2 separate regions of the Homo sapiens genome follow, and region 1 is linked to region 2. A link is a contact called in ENCODE Hi-C or POLR2A ChIA-PET data. All regions are on one chromosome and are shown on one strand. The core of a region is the stretch at or near the end of the contact, and the rest is flanking DNA. Distances in the headings are between cores, read along the strand shown.

Region 1 (5,610 bases), core at 494-2,993, 360 kb after region 2:
TTTTTTAAGAGCGGACTGAAGATACTGGAGAGCCAAGCTGCAGGTCTGCCTAGGTTGATTTCCGTATAGTCCTTTTCCCTCCGTGGTTGGCAGTTTTCCATATTGTCACTTCCAGTGTTGTAAGTAAGCAGTCCATTGCCAGGATGACTCTTTCTTCTTTAGGAGTAACTTGTTCTTCCCTGTAGAGACTTTTAAGATTGTTCTCTACTCTTGTAGCTCAGAGATACAATATGCCTAGAAGCGTGTCTTCTGATCATCATTCCTTCCTGGAACTCTCTTTTATGTTGTTGTTTTTATTTTTCAGAGGCAGGATCTCACTTTGTTATCCAGGCTGGTCTCAAACTCCTGGCCTCAAGCTATCCTCCCATTTTTGCCTCCCCCACATGCTGGGATTATAGGCATGACCCACCACGCCCAGCTCCTAGAACTCTGAGAGGCCAGTCTCTCTCTTCATCTCAGAAACCTTTTAAATATTTTCGCTCACATCTCTCTTCTGTTACATCCTTCACCTCCGTTCTGGATTTTTACTATCTCCTTGTAATCTTGCTCTGTGCTTTCAGATGTCTTTCTCTGACACTAATTCAGACATCAACAGTGACCACTTTCTCCTTCGATTTATCTCTTGAAAGCTCTGGTTCAAAATCATCCTTTTTTGGTTCCAGAGAATCAGTTTTATTGTGCTGCACTTATGTCTCCTTTTCTTATTCTTTGGTTCAAGTTATCTATGTCAGCAGCTATTTCTGTACTGAGGGTTCTGCTTGTAATTCTCCCTGGCTACTGGACTCCATTAGGAATCTTCTTTTCCTTTGTTTGATCACTGGGGCTCTGTTCCAGATACTGAGGTACCTTAAGAGACAGCATTCGCAGCCTGATAGAAGGAACAGCAGTATCAGCCTCCCAGGCTCAAGCTTAGCAGCATGTGGGTTGCCAGTCCTCTGGCAAGGGACTTGAAGGAAGCCTCTCTGCCCCCTTTCTAGTCTCCTCACCTCTCTCAGACACCTTCATAGCAGTGAAGGCAACTCAACCCATCTGGTCAGCTCTTCAAGAAGCAGGGAGACCCACACATTCACGAGGACCTTGCCCCGGATCCCCTCCTTAGGCTTATGATATGGTTCCCAGGCAGGAAGACAATCTTGCCCCAGCTCTCTGACAGGATTCTGCTGTGGCCCGAAGCCTCATTCACATCCCAGGCCTTATCTTCCCCCGGCAAGCCCCAGCAGCTGCTTTTCTCAGGAGAGGCAAATGGGTTAAACTGCAAGTAGAAAAAAGTTCAAGCTGCTATCATTCCAGAACCCCCAGTTCCTCATGTCTCGGAACTTCTTGATGTCTTTATTTTTGCATTCTAAAGTGCTTAATAAACATCACTGAATACATGCTACCACCCCTACCTCAAATCCTGTCTGGTGCAGGTTCAATCAATCATGATGCCTTTGGAAGCTAACTCAAACTGGCTTAAATAAAGAGGGTTTTTTGTTTGGTTGGTTTTGTTTTGTTTTTAAATCTCACACAAAAGGAAGTTCCAAGGTAGAGTGGGGCCTCAGGAAGAGCTGACTGGGCTGCTTGGTAATGTTATGAAGATGCAGTGTTTTTCCTTCTCTCTGCTCCACCATCCTTGATGTTGGCTTCATCCTCAGGCTGTTACCAAGTTGCCCACTGCAACTGCAGGCAGCTCACTCAGGCATGGTAACATCCAGAGAAGGAACAGTAGACATCATGCGGGAGACAGCCCTCTTATCTCACTGGCCAAAATTAGGTGACATGACCATTCCTAAACTTGGCAAGGGTAATGAGATTAACCACAGACCAAGGACCCTAACCACATGTCTGTTAGAGGAGAAGATACTTAAAATCAGGGGACACCTGCTCGCAAGCTAAATGTTCCAGTTCAGTAAGCAGTTTTTCACATGAAAACCAGAACAGTTGACATTCGAGTGTTCACCATATGCAAGGTGCCTTACATACATTCTCCTTTAATCCACATCATAGTCCCCTGAGGTGGCTAAAACTATTATCCCTGTTTCACAGATGAGGTACCTACAGCTTAGCTTTTACAAGGTCACACGGCTAATGGACCATCATTTCCCTCTTTATAGATTCTGTGTCCATGAATGCAGCCTACCATTGCAGTCAGCAACAGAAAATGTCCTTTACATATTAACTCCCTTGGACCCCATGTGAGAGCTATAATTAGGTATTGTACTTTAAGACACTGTCTTTTCATGTTATGGAGCTTGGTAACCAGCTATAAGTGCAAATCATTCATGGCAGACCACTAGCTGTGCCCTCCCTGCTGCCGCTGAGACTGTGCAGAGGCATGTGGCTATGCTGTGGAGTTTCACCTTTGATTATACAACATGCCCAGGAATCCTTTTTATAAAACAAGCCTTAAGATCTTAATATGGGGCCGGGCACAGTGTCTCACGCCTGTAATCCCAGCACTTTGGAAGGCCCAGGCAGGTGGATCACAAGGTCAGGAGTTCAAGACCAGCCTGGCCAAGATAGTGAAACCCCCGTCTCTACTAAAAATACAAAAATTAGCCGGGCATGGTGGTGCAGGCCTGTAGTCCCAGCTACTTGGGAGGCTGAGGCAGGAAAATCGGTTGAACCCAGGAGGTGAAGGTTGCAGTGAGCTGAGATCACACCACTGCACTCCAGCTTGGACAAAAGAGTGAGACTTTGTCTCAAAAAAAAAAAAAAAAAAAAAAATCTTAATATGGAACAGCCAAGCCTTACATATGAAACACTCGACTTACACATTTATTTTGTAGATTTCCCTAGGAACTAACATTTATCTAGGAAATCAAGTAAGTATTTTCTACTCCCTTCTACATATGAAACTCTTTGCATTGGTGGCTCTGCAGTGAGTGTGTGTGTGTGTGTGTGTGTGTGTGTGTGTGTATCAGTGGTTTTCCCATTATAAAACATTTGAGGCAGAAGGTATCTGAAGTTCTATTCAACCCTTCTTCTGTCCTCCCACCCTTAAGATAACCACGTTAACTGTGTAGTGTATTTCTATAGACTCTTTTGCAGCGCATTTTTTATTTAAAGTTTTTATTATGGAAATATTCAAATACACATAAAAGTAGAGAAGAATACAATGAAACCCAACATGCCCATCACCCAACTTCAACAATCAACATTGGCAATGCATTGTAACATAGTTGACATCCTAATATATTTAGTGATTTTAAAAATTATTTATTACGAAAAGAATCCGGTTCATTAAAAATTCAAGCAGTGCAGAAGAGTGAAGTAAAAAATAAAAATCTTCTTACTCTCCCAAGGCCCTTAATCCCAGTGCTCAGAAATAACTTAACAGCTTTTAATGTATCAATCTAGAGATTTTCTCTGAATAAATTATACATTTTTACAAATGTAAAAAATTTTCACACAAGAAATCAGACCATACATATATATTAATACTTGCTTCTTCCACTTAGTACTTCTTGGACTTCTTTAGAAGCAAATACCTGCAGGTAGCCTGCATTCTTCAATGGTTGCAGAGTGTTTCACTGGAAAGCAAACTTAACCCAGGAACGAAGGGAGGGCGACAGCTAGTTGGCTTGTAAGTAGACTCTATCTCAAAAGCCAGAGGCTTACAAAGTGGATTGTGTACACAGTAGGGAGTGCAAAATGCCTACTGGAATGTGGGAAGAAATATGATCTCCGTTCATTTTTCTCTTATCCCTCAAAATTGTGGCATACTTTAAAACATCATCATAGTGCAGTAACACAGTCATATTATTTATACATATTTCCATATTAGGAGTGTGTACTCAAGATTTTTAAGTGTAAGATACAAGATCAAAAAACTTGGAGACAAGCTGGATGCGATGGTTCATGCCCTTTGGGAGGCCAAGGTGGGAGGATCACTTGAGGCCAGGAGTTTGAGATCAGCCTGGGCAAAACAGCAAGACACCCGTTTCTACAAATTTTTTTAATTTTAGCTGGGCGTGGTGGCATGTGCCTGTAATCCCAACTGTGGGAGGTTTGCTTGAGCCCAGAGGGTGTAGGCTCCAGTGGGCTATGATGGTGCCACTGCACTCCAGCCTGGTCTACAGAAAACCTATTTCAAAAAAAAAAAAAAAAAGTTGGAGACCACTGTGCAAAGCAATTCTGATGAGTGCCACAGAGAGCAGAGTTGCTTGTAAGGGTGAGGGAGTAGGCTAACCAGCCTGTCCTGAGAACCTCTGCAACCCCATTGTCAGTGCCAAGTGTCATAACAGATGTGGAAGTCCCAGCCCAGTGAGAATTCCTTAGGTAAGGAGAACCTGTCCCCAGCAGGGCACACTACAGTACCAGCTATCCAAGAAGTAACACCCAGCGTGTTCTGCAGAACTCAAGACTCTTTAGGGGAGAAAACAGCAGAAGAGTTTACTAGTTTGGGAGCACTGCATATTATAAGATGCTTTTACAGATCACAATCAGTGCTAGCATACTAGAGGCTCTCAGAAATACCTCATTTTTTAAAAAATCAATCAACAGAACAAAATAAAAACCCGTGTAACTCTGCATTTCCATTTGACCCTGGAATTTATACCTCCTGTTTTTTCCTGAATATTTGTCTAAAAACCTGTTATTAAAAAAAAAAAAAAAATACTAGATTTCTGTGAAAAAACAGAAAATGTTAATCTGGAAGTTTACTGCAGGAAAATACCTTCAAAACGTTTAACTTCCACCTTTCACTATGAAATAGCCAAATAAACATTACATCAATGATTTAGCTAAAGAAAACATTCATCCACAAACACAAATCTAGAGTCTCCCATTTTATTTCTAATTTGAGCTTTCTGAATACATTTCTTCTCCTATCAGGAGTTGTTACTTACATGCCCCAAAGCTAAGTTATGCCTTTCCCATTTTTGCAAAACATGGTCGGTATGTTTCATATTCTATAAATACAGTGCATATTAGATTTTGAAAGAAAATTTATCTCCAGGTATGACGGAAGGAGGTTGTGCTGCCACAGGATTTAGAATGAGATATGTTAAAAGTTAAAAATACAGCTGTTGGTAATGTGTTGTAATGAAACTAACTTTTGTGCCTATCTTGTGAAATCAGCTTCATTGCCTATTTACAAAGCACACAACAAAACAAATGTTTATTGAACACCTACTATAGCCAAGCTCAAGGAAATGGAGATTAATAAAGCCCAGTCCTGCAGAGGAATCGAGGGAAAGGGCAATCCAGGGAATAGGAAAAGCACATCCAGAGTCATGAAAATAGCAAAGAACATGACGACAGTCAACTGCCCCATGGTTACATCATTTCTAAAAGCTTGTGACAGCAGCTTGGACTAGTTAGAGCAAACTTTTACCGAAACTCCAAAACTCAGGTCCAGCTTTTCTCCTCTGGGAAGTCATCTTGGCTCTTCCCACTACCTACCTACCATGCTCGATATGCACTTCCTCTGAGCTACCAGGGCATCCTGTGTTTGTAGAGTTTCCAACACAAACCCCTCTGTACTGTAACTGCTGGTTTCTTTCCTTCCGCTAGACCCTCAGCTCCCTGAAGGCACAGACTGCAGTCCTTTGGGGGCTGTGAAAAATTGCAGCAGGTTGATAAGTGAATGGGAGCTGAAGTAGCCACTGAGTGTAAATGATTCTCTCG
Region 2 (6,044 bases), core at 2,250-4,749:
ATGAAATGTGGCATCAGACTGGGTTTTCCAGAAATGCATGCCACATGAGCCTGCAGGAGCCAGAGTAGCTCTGCAAGAAAATTAACTGACTGTCTGCCTCTGTGCAGAAGATTGGAGAAGGGCCTGACCCAGCGGAAGAAGGAATGATCACGGCCTCAGGACCACACAGTGTCTGCCTCTCTTGGAAAGGCCCACATTTGGCCGCTCCATTCTCCACTGACTGATCTATACTTCCTCAGGAATCAGCTCTGAGAGCCCCCTGGGGATGCTCTGCCAGCTGCAGCTCACCCTTCCCCACACTCAGCCACCCCTCCCCAAGGTCCCTCTGTGGAGGGAAAAAGGCTTTGCCTCTCCTAGAGGGAACATCACCAAGGCAGATGGAATAGCTCATAACAAGGTCCATGTGCAACCCCTCACCTTTGTGTGTGTGAACATAGGGCAGAGGTAGGAGGAGAGGGGAGGGATAAAGGAAGACAAGACTCTCCTTGCCCTAGAACCAGATATTTGCTAAATCTAGACCTGAAGGTAAAATTACTTTGCTCCTATCAGAGGACGTAGTTAGAGGGTGGGAAGAGGGGAGGGCCACCCTTCTTCTCCCCCCACACCCTTGCTTCTCCCATTTCCCTTAATTCTACCGGTTCCCTCTGTGACAACACTCCTGGGTGACAGGCTCTGGATCCCATCCCCACCCCAGAGAATCCCACACCCAGTCTAGGCCAGGTGCCTGTTCTACTCTGGTGCAGGCTGCTTTAGCCACTGTTGGGGAAGGGAAAAGCTGGGCGTGTGGAGAGTGAGGGTTGGGGGCTTGCAAGGGGTCCTGGCAAGTGAGAAGACCAGTGGGCTCAGAGGGAATTAGAATTCCGTGATATATTCCAAGGAAACTCAGGCCTAGGATCTAAATGGAGAATGGAATGCAGCCAGGGGCTGGGAAGTATGAACTGGAATCTTTGCCTTCAATTTGCACATGATAACAATGCCCCTGAGACTAACATCTGGATAACAGAGCACTTGTACACACAGCATCTTGTTTGACTCTTATACCCACCTGGTAACATATAATTATGATCTCAATTTTACAGACCAGGAAAGCTAGCCCTAGGGAAGTGAAATGACTTTCCCCAAAGAAGCAGCAATAAGTGGGCTTTGAGTCTTCTGATCCCAGAGTATGTTGATGATAAAATAACTCATGAACTTTAGCAATTATTTCAGAATTCTCATGCTGCGGAATTAACAAAATAAAAAGAAAATAAAGAATATATAAGAAAAAAAGATGTACCTATGTAAAAGCAACCCCACTTACATCCCCTAGTGTGAACTCCTAATCCTTGGGCCTAAAAATTGTGGAACTCGGTATGATAATGGACATGATGAATTGTGTCTGATTAATAAATTTCTTACAAGTTTTATTTATTATAACCTAAAAAAATCTATACACATGATATTTTCACACGTCATGTTCTTCATGGTATCTGCTTACAATAGTTGCATATTCTCTAAGGGACTGCAGTATTCAATTATTTTATTAGGTTCATAATACTTCACAAGATAAAGCATAAAGCAAATATAAAGAGATGGTTTTTGCTCCAAATTGATGCTGAATTCTAAATAAGGACGATAGTATGTGACAAATTAATATCTTTATAATTTGGCTTGTAAGATACAATTCCCAAAAGTGAGGCTCTTACCACACACAAAAATATGGAGACGGGAGGGAGGAACCCGACTTAATTTAGGTACACTGCCACCAGGTGGAGGCAGAGTGCCACGGACTGTGAAGTCCAAAACAATAGGTGGAGGATTTGTTAAAATTACAGACTGTAGCTCTGGGTTCAAACCCTACAGACTTGTAATCACAAACGTTTCCATTTTTTATGTATTAGAAACATTTACTGGAAAATAAAATTCAAGCTAGCGATATACAAACATTTAAAATAGCTCTTTAGAAGGACTTTACAAACTAAAACTATAGTTATACATCTTTCCCTTCAATCTCTTAAGGTTCTTTTTCTCACAAACACCTTCAAAGAAGGTGACTATTGATCCCTCCTAATGTTGTTTTAGTGTGAAACCCCTAAGATATCTGGAATGGGTTTGGTGAAAACTTCCAAAGCTCCATTTCAAGCTCTGACCTCTTAGTCTCTCCTTCTCTCAGCCAGTATAAGAAATAGCGGTGAAGGGAATTGGAAGGATAGTGGTGGTGAAGGCTATGGAGGGAGACCGACTGTCCCAGTTTACCCAACACTGCCCCAGTGTTAGCACTGAAAGTCCCACACCCAGGGGCACCCCTACTCCCAAGCAGACCAAAAGAAAAATATAGGCTTTCATTTCAGACTTGCTGCTCTAAGACCTTCATCTCTTCCCAATAGAAAAAAGCCAAATACTCCCCTATCTGATGAACCCCTCGAATCTCATGTATAAAAACCCTCCTTCGGTGTGAGTCTTTGCTGTGAGGTTAAGATTGTGCTTTGTATTTTAGGTGGAGGCAGGTATGATGTGTAGTAGATACACAAATGTATAGAGGCTGGTGAAGTTGCAGCGGGGAGCAGGTAGACCAGCTGTTTCAGGTAAACAGACAGGTCCTCAAGGAAGTCCCTCAGTTTATCATGCCAACCTCTTTGGACACCTTGAGGCCTCTGATGAGGCTGCTGGTGGCAGGGAAGCAGGAGAGAATCTGCTCCAGCTGACACAGGATGTGACTCTGGAACAGAGGCTGGAGGCTCCTGGAAGGGATATATTTAGCCCAGCTCTGTTAATAGCTGACCCCTTGGATTGCCTCAGGAATGTAGCAGGCAGAGTTCTTCATGGTGAAATAAGACGTACAGGCTTACAACTTGAAAAGAAAACTCTTCAAGGAATGACCTTACAAAGAATGACTCCACAGGGACCAGATGAAAATGTTAATGTTATTTTGTGCATTGCTTTCCTGAGCACTTTATATCCATTATATTCATTTCCTGTATTCTTTCATGTAATTGGTACAACCATAATTTAGCTTTTCTTCAGGGCAAGAGTTCTTTGTCAAGTTCATGTTCTCGGGCAGAGTCCTAACAAATCCTGCAGGTATACTACACCTGGTACCTGCCGACGCCTATTGAGGAGGAAAGCCACAGGATGTGGTAACATTCTCAAAAACAGAGATCTAGTTAGAATTACCTCCAAATCCTGCAAAGAATGAAACGGAGATGCTGACCATGGGAGCAATGTCCCACTGGGATGGCAGGGAGATCTCACGTGGTGCCTACCAGGGAGGGGGGTGGGGGGCGGAGTTGGGGGCGGGGGGAGCACGGGAGTTCCGAGTGCTGAAGACTGCAATGGGAACAGACAAGGAACAAGGCGACACAATGGCACAAACAATGCTAGAACAAGACATTTATTTATTGAATCTGAAGCAGGAGAACTGAAGACAGCTGAGAAATATGGTTGAGTTCCTAACTCGACAATGAATAAGCAGACTGTAATTTACAATTGCATGGGTGTTAGGCTGCCATGTGTTATGTAAATAGCTGTGGGTCCCTTTAAGAACAGAAATCCAGTGAGGACAAGGCCCTTTTGTGATACAGACTGGCTCTCCTGACTCAGACCTATCTTGTTTTGCAGGGAATAAAAGGAAGCCCACTTGGATAGAGCTGCCAGATAAACTAGAGGACACCCAGTTAAGTTTAAATGTCAGGTAAACAACAAACAAAATATATTTTTAATATAAGTGGGTCCCAAATATTGCATAGGACCTACTTATACTAAACATGTTATGTGTTGTTTATCTGAAATTCAAATTTAACTGGGCATCCTATTTGCCAAATCTGTAACCCTACACCTGGGATCAAAAAGGAAAAGATAATGAGAGGGGAAGGGAAGCATTGCCATTAAGGCAAAGGAACAGGCACTTGGAGCAACATCAGAAATGCCCAAGAATAGAGGAGAAGCTCAAACAGTCAGAGAGCGTAGGGGCATGGAGAAGAAATGCTGGCCTCAGTAGCAAAAGCTCCCAAGAACCCCTCCAAATAGCTTCAAAGTTTTTCAGCTCACCTTGTTCCTGTTTGAGTGAATGGCCAGGTATTGAAAATTATTTTATTGGCCTTGTTGGGGCATATAACATTCTTTTTTAAATAGTAGAAGGCTGGACTTTCAAACTTAACTGGGCATTCCTGGCAAAATTCGTCTGATTAAAGACCCACTCAAATGAAGTCAAAGTGGGCTGGCTGGTGGGCTGGGAGAGGGTAGAGAGGTGGAGTTATAAATCCAGAAGGATGAAGAGAACAGGAGGGGATGTAGAAAGCAGACCCTGATGGAATTCTGGAAGTGGGAGAGCAGATAGGTGGAAAGGAGACCACCACTCTCCAAGGAGAGCCTACCGAGCTGGCAGGGACTTGAGCTCAGAGGGGCCAGGCACCCAGATGAAAGGAGAGTGGCATTTATCTTGAGGTCCTTGTGCTAAAGAGTAGAAACCAGCAGCCCCCACTCCCTTCACCAGTGGCCGACTGTGAGTCCCTTGGTGAGGAGACTAGAGAGTTGTTCTCTGCAGAAACTGGAAGGTAGAGAGGCTTCAGTCTTGGGAACTCCAGGTATAGCAGAGCACAGAAGCAAGTCAGGTGGGCTGAAAACATTAGGAGCGATGGGATTGAACACGGGCAACTTCCTCTGCCCTGAACACACACTGAAGGCTCCAGCCCAGCCCCAGGCAGGGGAGAGGAAGGTTCCTCCCCAGAGAAAGGGAATGGCTGCAGAGAAGGAGCTGGAACTCCAGCTATAGCAGAGCACAGAAGCAAATCGGATGAGCTGAAAGAGTAGGAGCGATGGGATGGAACACAGGCAACTTCCTCTGCCCTGAATACACACTGAGGGCTCCAGCTCCGCCCCAGGCAGGGGAGAGGAAGGTTCCTCCCCAGAGAAAGAAAATGCCCACAGAGAAGGGGCTTCCACATATCGCCCTCACCCCAATACACAAAAATAACTCACAGAGCTTCCAATCAGTTTATTTCTGCCACAATCTTAAATATAAACAAACAACCAAGGATCATCAGCCATTGGAGGGAACTTCCCACCCTCCTCTAGAAGCCCCCCAACCAAAGGACCAAAAGAAGAAAAAAAAGTAAATGAATAGATGAAAGTGTCAGATACAGAGGGTGGACTTTAAAACTTCTACTTAATAACCCCAAACATATGAGACTATATTAGATATTCTTTCTCCCCAAAAAAGAACAGAATATGATTAAAATGAAACAATTAGAGAACAAAGTAATCTTGGCAGCTTTAAGCATGATACCAAAATAAAAATTCAATAGAGGACTTAGAATATAAAGAAGATAGTATCTCTTGCAAAATGGAACAAAAACACGAAGATATGGAAAATCTAACAGAAAATATAAAAGACATAGAGAATTCAGGAAGACCAATTTTCACATAATAGATATTTCAGAAAATGGAGTTGAGAAAACAGAGGGAATGAAAGTATCAAAAATTGATATTGAAAAATTAACAGAACTGAATAATAATAGCTAACGTTTATTGAGTGTTCACCGTGTGTTTTAGAAGTATTAACTAACTTAATCTTCCTGATAATCCTGTGAGGTAGCTCCTATTATAGATAAGGAAACTGAAGTACATTTCATCACCAGAAATACCTTTATTATTTTGTCTCCATGCCCCTCAGTGAAGGAAGCAATGCCATAAGACAATAATGAGGTTGAGTAACTTGTCCAGTGCCTTCCAGCCAGCAGGGCCAGGACCAGGATTCAAAACCAGAGTCCAGCTCAGGAGCTCAAGCTCTGGGACTCACTGTGTCTTAGTCTGGATTTCCTACAAACCAAACCCAAAGACTAAATTTTTCTTGCTAACTCTTCACTGGGGAACGCAATCCCCAAAAAGCAAGAATGATGGAAAGGAGGGAACAAGGCAGGGAAGGAGGGGGAACAAATATAAGAGAGGGTGCTCCCAAGCTGGCCATGGATTTGTAATGAGTAAAGATGTTTGCTTTTCAGTCTCTTAACGATCCAACTGAGAGCAAATAGGAAAATTTATCTGCTGGTTCCCATTTCCAATGGTCG

Evidence for each region. A loop is a pair of places that touch in the nucleus more often than their neighbours do. ChIA-PET counts read pairs that join two places held with the same protein, here RNA polymerase II (POLR2A). Pooled maps may share reads with other maps.
Region 1: a loop to region 2 is called in a pooled map, with 3 times the contacts of the local background. The contact joins two enhancer-like sites. A Hi-C loop is called at or near these places in 1 of 37 single-sample maps with no recorded cell type and 3 of 50 pooled maps. POLR2A ChIA-PET finds 5 or more read pairs at or near these places in 2 of 52 experiments (MCF 10A and activated CD4-positive, alpha-beta T cell).

What each region holds. Positions count from the first base shown.
Region 1 is chr15:58,584,053-58,589,662 of GRCh38, forward strand. It overlaps ADAM10 (ADAM metallopeptidase domain 10), which reads right to left. Exons shown (of 16, transcript NM_001110.4): 16 at 4,757-5,610. Among named protein-coding and RNA genes, the nearest start is that of LIPC-AS1, 88 kb to the left of the region's middle. RefSeq lists enhancers at 1,413-1,492, 1,803-1,852, 1,893-2,122. Within about 2 kb of position 1,744, at least 2 of the 41 ENCODE cell types and tissues checked have a DNase peak (open chromatin) inside an H3K27ac peak, as active enhancers do.
Region 2 is chr15:58,226,157-58,232,200 of GRCh38, forward strand. The region is part of intron 1 of LOC124903499 (a long non-coding RNA gene); the gene reads left to right. Among named protein-coding and RNA genes, the nearest start is that of AQP9, 91 kb to the left of the region's middle. Within about 2 kb of position 3,500, at least 3 of the 41 ENCODE cell types and tissues checked have a DNase peak (open chromatin) inside an H3K27ac peak, as active enhancers do.